Regions from separate parts of the Homo sapiens genome. Here region 1 is linked to region 2. Evidence: read pairs that join two places in POLR2A ChIA-PET (ENCODE). Cell type or tissue: HepG2. All regions are shown on one strand. Each heading gives the region's core, and the rest is flanking DNA. Links, peaks and the distances in the headings are about the cores only. Region 1 overlaps FZD5 (frizzled class receptor 5). Region 2 overlaps PLEKHM3 (pleckstrin homology domain containing M3).

Region 1 (4,391 bases), core at 1-4,000, 160 kb after region 2:
GTCTAAAGGAACTAATGGGACCTCTCAGTGAATTAGCTGACCAGATTTTAGGAAATCTTTTTAATTTCTATGATTTTCCTTCTCACATTTTGAAATGGTAAAATTGACTGGAAATAATTTTTCTTGGTGCCTTATTGGTTTTCCTTGCAAACCTTTCTCATATTTTCTCATGACCATTGCCAGTGACCAAGGCCCATGTGTGTGTTGTGTGTAATTGTGGGCATGTACAAGCTTAAATAACGTGCCGACAGCACTGTTTCAAAGTTGGTATTCATTAGGCTGTTGCCTCCTGGGCTGGAGCTGCGCTAATCCTGACACCGGCTGCCAGGAGAAAACCTCATGGATCACACACCAAACCTTAATAACAGCATCCGTGACCTGCACTCTCCAGTACAGAATGGGAACCCCAGAGCTAGGAAATGTAGTTGTATATTTTAATGAACTGCTACCCCAGCCAAAGAAGCTTCTTTCACTTTTGTGCTCTACAGAAAGCCCAAGGGGGGTAGGAGGGACAGAGCTTTGAATAACTGCTTTCTAACACTAAATGTGGCCAACAGGACAGAGCACATCACACGTATAGGCAGGTGTGAGGGACAGTGGCTAAGAATTGCCTGCTCCCTCTGCATGCTCTTTCTTGTTTCCAAAGTCCAATCAAGTGATCCTGGGAAACAAATCTGTCTGGATTGCGGAGGGTGGTTCTGAAAGAACTGCCAAGACGTTAAAGAAGGGTGAAGAGTAGGCAGAATATAAGTAGCTAACCTGAGTCAAGACTCTCAAAAGCTAGCAGCCTGATGACAATAGGATTTATTTCAGCCAGGATAGTGTCTGTCTGTGAGTGCATCATTTTAAGACAGTATGACTTCATGTTGTTACAAACTATGTATAGTATGTATGTTTTGTGGGTTGTATATATACATAATATATATTATATATATATATGAGAGATTTGGTGACTTTTGATACGGGTTTGGTGCAGGTGAATTTATTACTGAGCCAAATGAGGCACATACCGAGTCAGTAGTTGAAGTCCAGGGCATTCGATACTGTTTATGATTTCCATATATGTATAGTGCCTATCCCATGCTGTAGTCACTGTTATGTTAAATCCAGAAGTTACACTAGAGCCAGCGATACTTTATTTGTAGACAATCAATTTGAATCCATATGTTATTACTGGCAGATGATACATGATTACAGTTCTGAATCTGTAACACTTACAAAAGGAAACCCAGAGCAGCTTGATGAGTTTTTGTTTCTGCTTCGTTCCTGGGAGTCAGTAGAAACAGCAGTTGTATGTGGTTATGTTAGTCTCAAGATACTTAATTTGTTGACCTTACTTCAGAAAAATTTTGTATGTATTATATTTGTGGGAAGGTAAAATAATCATTTGAGATTTTTATCAAATATGAAGATTAGTTATTTATGAAAAACAAAGAAATGTCTATTTTTCTTTGTTCCCAATTAATGTAGATAAATTTTAAAATGCATTAAAGTAATGGTAAAGACAATAAAAAGATGCTGTAGAAGTCTTTTTCTCCTCATGTTTTTATAGAGAGACATTGCTTTCTAAGAGTATTCGAGGAGATAATACGGATTCTAACTTCATAATCAGGTTTTTCAGATGTACTTAAAATATAAGCAGCAAAAATTTTATTAGTAAGTAAAATCAAGCAAATTCCAATCACCAGAAACAGAACTAGTTAAGAAACATGTTTTACTTGAATATCTTTCCTAGGTCTCACTCCTGCCGATCCTGTGATTGTCTCATGAGTCACTTGATGAAGGCAGATACGTGGAAGAACAGAGACTTTGCCTGAGATTGCGTTCTATTTTATAAACCCTCCATTTACACTGAACCAATTTGATTAGAGATGATGCTGTTTTGTGCGTCCGGTTGGAGGGCAGGAACTCCCAAAACTTTGTCATCCAGCAGTTGGATCTGCAACTTGGTATTGCGCTCTAAATACAAGTCAGGGAGCCCAGAAGAGACAGTAACACTGACTGAGCTGGCTCTTCCCTGTTATCTGGACAGATGCTTAGTAAGCCTGAGATACTATTGTTGGACCACCTACTGATGCTGCTTTGGCAAAATGCAGATTAGCCACCATCTACCAAACACCACCTCATTTTAATGCCTGGGATGTCAGTGTTCTCCACCAACGCTCTGAGACATAAGTATGTGGGAGAACATGGGTAATTAGCTTAAAATATTTGTAGGAGACAACATAAATCCAGTAAGAAGTTAGCATTATGAGAGTGTGTAATTCAATGTCAAGGTGAACACTAGGAAGTTTATTACATTGATGCATAAGGTAGTTAGGAGAGGCAGACTAGAAAATATAGTTGAGTTGAATCCTAAGAGAAGAGCAACTGTACCTTACATGTCCGGGACACAGTAGTTAGCACATCTTCCCCATGCTTTCTTGTCACTCATTTTTCCCCATTGGAAAAGGGGGCAAAGGGCAAAGTCACAAGCTGGAACAGAGAGAGGGACTGTTGGGCTTAGAAGGTTGCAGAAATAGGCTGGGTGCGGTGGCTCACGCCTGTAATCCTAGCACTCTGGGAGGCCAAGGCAGGCAGATCACCTGAAGTTGGGAGTTTGAGACCAACCTGACCAACATGGAGAAATCCTGTCTCTACTAAAATTAGCCAGGCCTGGTGGCACATGCCTGTAATCCCAGGTACTCGGGAGGCTGAGGCAGGAGAATCACTTGAACCTGGGAGTCGGAGGTTGTGGTGAGCCAAGATCACACCATTGCACTCCAACCTGGTCAATAAGAGTGAAACTCCGTCTCAAAAAAAAAAAAAAAAGTTGCAGAAATAGGTGGGCCCAGGGTAATACTGGTAACAATGGTTCTTTTAGTGATTTAGTTACACAGCTCGTTAGCTTGTCTATGGATGGTAACAGGGTTGAGAGGCAGAGTGGTTATGAGCATGGATTTGGGAGCCAGACTTAATAGGAATTAAAATCCCAGCTCCACCACTTATGTGCCATGTGATCCTGGACACAACCTCTGGGTATTTCAGTTTTCTCATTTGTGAAAAGGGAGACTTATATTTTAGGGTTAAAAAGATTTAAAGGATTGACTCAGATTAAGGCAAAGTTAAGGTAAGTAAAACAATGGGGGAAGCCGCTGTTCAGACATGGAATGAAAGGAGATGGAGAGATTAGGTTTTCAAATTTGTATTTGCGTAAGAATCATTTGAGATTCATGTTAAAAATGTCAATTCCCAGATCTCAGCCCCAGGAATTGAGATTCAGTAGCTCTGGGGCGCAGTAAGCTATTTTTTTTTAAAAAAAATAAGCTTTTAATTTTGGAATAATTTTAGATTTACCAAAAGTTGCCAAAATCAGTTTCTGTATGCCCCTTACTCATTTCCCAACGTTAACATTTGTTAAAACTAAGCAGTCAATGTTGGCACATTACTATCAACTGCAGACTTCATCAGATTTTCCACTAATGTTCTTTATCTGTTCCAGGATCCAGTGCAGGACACCACACTGCCTTTAGAGAAGCTTTGTTTTTCACAGGCACTTTCAGCTGATGAGAGGCAGGTGGGTTGGGGACCACATTGTGAGAATCACTGGGACATTTAAAGAACTGGACAAAAATTGCTGCATCCCCAAACTGGGGAGATGAATGCAATTTTAAAGCAGAAGGGAATAAAGTAGTGGAGGGTGGATATAGAAGGTTGATTTTAGAGTTAGAGATAGAATCCCCTCCACTAGATGAGGAGGGTTACTTTAAAGAAGGCATCTAATGCCAGAGGAAATAGTAGATTTTGGAAGGTGCAGTTGCCACTTAGTCCACAGCCTAGATTGAGGATACATGACTAGGGTTGTGAGCAGGTCAGGAGATCGGGTAAGTGCAGTAAGTTGGGAACAGCTGCTTTGGGGAACACAGGTGGGCTCAAATAGGTGATGAAGGGGAATTACAAGAGGCCTGTTAGCCTGTGAGCCTCATGACACCTGCATGTCCTGGAACCTGATGCTAATGCTTTGGCAGTGGGTCACAGTGACCAACATCAAGCATTGCCACATTGGGTCAGGGTGAGGCTGGGATGATTTTGTTGAGGGAGGGTCCTAAGGATCTTCACCTAAGAGTGAAGGAGCAGGTGGAAGACCAGGTGTGTAAAACACTTGAAGCTCCTCCTTTGTCAGAGGCAGTTCTCATGCCGAGGAGACACAGGAGCCACCAGCTAGGGGGTGGCAGGTAAACATTTGTAGAATTGAGGTTAAGAAGACAAAGCAACAGATTTTCTTTTTTTCCGTAAAGCTAACAGTCTAATTTGGGAATCTTTTGAGGTCTTTTGAAGTAGATACTACTGATAGCTCATTGAAGACCTTAGGTTCTGGGACCATTACTGAATTTTCCTAATCACATTCCAAT
Region 2 (4,396 bases), core at 239-4,238:
TTTCCCTTTTCCCTATATTTTTCTTTCCTGGACTTGTTCATAACCATTATATAATGCAATGCCTGGCACAAGGTAGGTGTTCAGTAAGTACTGAATGGATAGATGGAAGGAGGGATGGATGTATATTAAGTGTCACTTCAGACCACTGAGTAATAGCTAGTAGCTCAGTTTTGGGGAGGGAATCATCTTCAGAGTCTTCTTTTTCTTACCTTCCTATTTTTCACTTAGCGCAATGTCTGACCCATCCAAAACACTCAAAAATAGTTGTTGAGTGAATAAGAAAATGAGTGAAAGAGCAGTCAAATCAGTCCAAAAAATTTAGATGGTTCTGTTTCTGAGATAACTCTCAAATCTTTCCTCTCCTTTTTACTTCTAATACACTACCCTGGTTGAGAATCTCAAGGCTATTGCCGTGTCCTTCTAACTAGCCTAACATTTCTTCCCTCTTCAATCCAACCTTTGCATTAGATAAATTATTTAAAATAGAAGTATAGAATTCAAGATCTGCCCAAGTCTAACCCAGTATATTGTTCTACTCTCAAATACCCTGCCCTTCCGGCAAAAATTATTACTTTGCTCTCAAGGCATTCCCTTGTGGGAATTAAATGAGTTCACACAACTGAAGTGCTTAAAACAGTGCTTGGACATACTAAGCATACAGTAAATACTATTATTGTTATTAATATCACTTTCTTATCCTAGACTGTTCTTATATCTGGCTTTAAAAATATTTGATAAAATATTCCACTTAAAAGCCACCACCTGTTATTTTCTCTACTAGAATTAATCCTCTTTTCCTGCTGCTATGTCAAGAAAGGAGTGAGCAAGGGAGAGTGGATGGAAAGCTAGCTGGGCCCAGGCCTGTAGTTTCTGCTTATACAGTGCTTGCTTCTCCATGTGACTGTTTCATAAAATGGGTGGAGCAGTCTGCCTACAAGCCAACAATGAGACATTGATTCCTACAGAAACTGAGGAAGCACTGCTTTATTTTAAATTTTGTTATTTTAGATTTCCTATACTTACATGTTGTTAAAATATTGTTTAGGGTTACCATTTCTCTCAAACCTGAGGCAGAGAAAAGTGTGCTAGTAACAAATAGTACTTTTACGGCTTTTGAGGGAAGGGGTAAGTTGAGGGGGGATGTTATTGAATTTTTTTTAAATCTTTTTTATTAAAAAATTTAATTAAAATGTAATTATTAAAAAATTGTTTTTCTAGCCACTAAACAACCAGGGATGATTTATTCTGAAATACGACTATTTAGTGAAATAATCTCCAAGAGTTTTGCCAGGGTGTCCATACTTCCTGCAGCCAGGCCACACTTTCTTTTCTTTTTGAGACGGAGTTTTGCTCTGTCACCCAGGCTGGAGTGCAGTGGCACGATCTTGGCTCACTGCAACCTCTGCCTCCCAGGTTCCAGCAATTCTCCTGCCTCAGCCTCCTGGGTAGCTGGGATTACAGGCATGTGCCACCACGCCTGGCTAATTTTTGTATTTTTAGTAGAGACGGGGTTTCACCATGTTGGCCAGGCTGGTCTCGAACTCCTGACCTCAGGTGATCCGCCTGCCTCAGCCTCCCAAAGTGCTGGGATTATAGGTGTGAGCCACCACACCCAGCCAGCCACACTTCTTTTTTTTTTTTTTTTTTTTTGAGACAGAGTCTCACTCTATCGCCCAGGCTGGAGTGCAGTGGCATGATCTCGGCTCACTGCAGCCTCTGCCTCCTGGGTTCAAGCGATTCTCCTGCCTCAGCCTCCTGAGTGGCTGGGATTACAGGCCTATGCCACCACACCTGGCTAATTTTTGTATTTTTAGTAGAGACGGGCTTTCACCATGTTGCCCAGGCTGAATCTGACTTCTTAAAAACAAAGTTAGTCACCAATACCTTTATATGTAATGAGTTTATCCAAAATCAATATTTAAGGCTCCCTTTGTTTTACCTGAGGATACGACATCTAAAGTGGGGGAGTTTAAACAGTGAGGTGAACTTGCTGGACTTAACTAATCTCATATATCCCTGATAGAAACTGAAAGAGGGAGGAGTTGATGGGGAACAAAAAAAAGCAAGAGAATCCAGTTCTTATCTAGTCGTAAAAGGCATTCTCTTCCTGCCTGGTTTTTACCTCAATATGAGAGTGGCCATTAATCTCCAGCAAGTAGGCGCAACATGCCGAAGACCTGTCAGCACCATATAAACAGAATAAAGCAAACTGTTAATATTGCTGTCGTGAGAAAACTGAAAACAGACTGATTAATTGTATTAGCGCTCGACCGCCAGGGAGCCAGCTTTGGCCGTCGCCTTATTAGGGAAGTCATAGTTTGCTTTTAGGCCTTTCATTATGATGGCTGTCCGGTATTCATCCTCACTGTTTTTGTTATTGTTGTTAAATGAACGCCTTGTTCTTGAACCCACACTGCACATCTTGACTGGCAGGGGTGATTAGTTTAGAAAAAGTCAGTGTCCTCCCCGAAGCTTAAAATGTTTACAGTGCTGACAATTCACTGTTTCTGAGGACTCCCAGATGGCGGTCCTGCTGAATTAGTTCAAGGTCTAGTTAACTTTTCATGAGAAGAATTATTTACAGTGTCCACACATGAAGGTGCATGAAGAACTCTGTGGAAAATCTGGGCATACATGGCAATGTCAGGACACATCCGGATCAGCAGCTGTTAGGGAAATTTCTGGGAGGGACGTTAAGAACTGCTAGGAAGAGCCTCAGCTCTTGCTGAACACAGGAACAGCAGGATGTGTCACACACAGGCACGGTAGAATGTGTCACCTCAAGGCCAGATTTGGCCAGCAGACATGTTTTGTTTGGCCTCACAGGGATGGCCCCACAAAGTTTTGAAATTGTGAAATAGTTGCCAACTTTAAAAAAATCAGGAGTTTTCATGCACACACAAAGTGAAGCTTTCTGGTTTCTCTTGGGAAATGAGTTCTGATTACACAGAACTTCCCTCATTCTGTGTAGCAGAGATCAGCTTTAGACACTTGACTTGCCACTTTGCCATAACTTCTTCTGCTCTAGTTTGTCTCCCCAAACCCAGTGCCACTTGGCATATAACACATTGCTGCCCTGTTTTTCTCATCTCCAGCCCATTTAATTCGTTTATGGTGGTTCCCTGGGCCTAGGCATTCGAGGTTTTAACCCCAAGGCCATGTAATTAAATATTAAGAACAGAGTTTGTCGATGTCTCAGATACTAGATCCGTAACTCGGTCAGGAAGTTCATCTCAAAGGATGCCGAATGTCTAGATGTGGTTCTCTCAAAAGACAGACATGAAGAGTCCTGTAGAACTAGAGGAAATAACACCAGGTCGACTTCAAAGTTCCTCAGAAGATGTGTTGGGGTGTCCTAAGGCTTGGGCTAGGCCATTACAATGCGCCCCTCAGGCAGTTGCGGTACAGTGATTTGAGGGAGGGACCATTACCTGGAGCAGCAGCCTCACCACAAAGCTGAAGATTAGAGCTGGGTTACCAAGCCCAGGTGGGGCAAACTGAGAAAAAAGAAAAAAGTGAGGACACAAATGGAGGTGGTTTATTATAAACTCTGCGTTAAGTTGGACGGCCTGAGCTCAGAGCTCATTTCTGTCTCTGTTAGCTTTCAGAGCCAGTTTTCTCACCTGGAGACAATACCACCTCATAAGGAAAGTGCGAGGATTCAGGGATTTAATGCCCAGAACAGAGCAAGCTCTCAGGAAATATTAGCTGCTATAACTTTTATTTTAAGCAGATCATAATTCAGGAGGAGCCAGGAGGTGAACAGGGGAGAAGAGGCAAAAGGAAGATGAGCCTGGAGGCATCCAAGAGCCTGGGATTCAGGGAATTGCCACACCTTTCTGTGCAGAGCACACAGGATCAGTAGAAGTTATGAGATGCGGACTCTGGCCCATCAGTAGCGATCTACCCGGATCCCTCAGGGACCATGCCCCTTAATCCTCCCTCCCTGCTTCTAGCATATTTAATTAATGTCATACTCTCTAATTTTTTTACCTGCCCTCTCACTAAAAAAAAAAAACAAAAAACAAAAAAACAACCCTGTTCATACTACCACCTAAGATCCCATCTTAAGCACTCAGAACTGTCTCCATTTCCCTTTTGCCCACTCACTTCTGACGTGGCCCCTTGCAGGCTGGCTGTGGATTGCACTCTCCTCTGACACCTTGACTTCCTGAGGCCCTTGTTTCTTTGGCCTCCTGGGCATTGTTGGTCACCATTTCTCCTAGACCTCCTTCTCCCTGTCCTTCTCTGCACTCTGTCCTGTCCGAGTCTCCCCCTTCTCCTTGCCCTCAATGCCTCCACATCCTCCAGCTCCCTAATGCTAGGAATACCCAACACCTCGGCTGCCCTTCTGCATAATCCTCCAGCCTTCACAGGAGCCAATGGGGCAACTTTA

The links. ChIA-PET counts read pairs that join two places held together with the same protein. Peaks named below come from ENCODE experiments on the same cell type or tissue, not always from the same donor. Only the 100,000 strongest peaks of a DNase experiment are listed, where the experiment ranks them.
Region 1: POLR2A ChIA-PET joins it to region 2 with 7 read pairs; 3 of 35 experiments call an interaction of 5 or more read pairs at or near these places.

The regions. Positions count from the first base shown.
Region 1 is chr2:207,759,721-207,764,111 of GRCh38, reverse strand. FZD5 (frizzled class receptor 5) reads left to right here. Exons shown (of 2, transcript NM_003468.4): 2 at 1-1,514. Among named protein-coding and RNA genes, the nearest start is that of MIR4775, 7.1 kb to the right of the region's middle. In HepG2, for the core only: no CTCF peak of the experiment used is centred there; a DNase peak (open chromatin) is centred at 2,452.
Region 2 is chr2:207,924,770-207,929,165 of GRCh38, reverse strand. The region is part of intron 5 of PLEKHM3 (pleckstrin homology domain containing M3); the gene reads left to right. Among named protein-coding and RNA genes, the nearest start is that of PLEKHM3, 99 kb to the left of the region's middle. In HepG2, for the core only: no CTCF peak of the experiment used is centred there; DNase peaks (open chromatin) are centred at 895 and 2,725; H3K4me3 peaks cover 323 bases.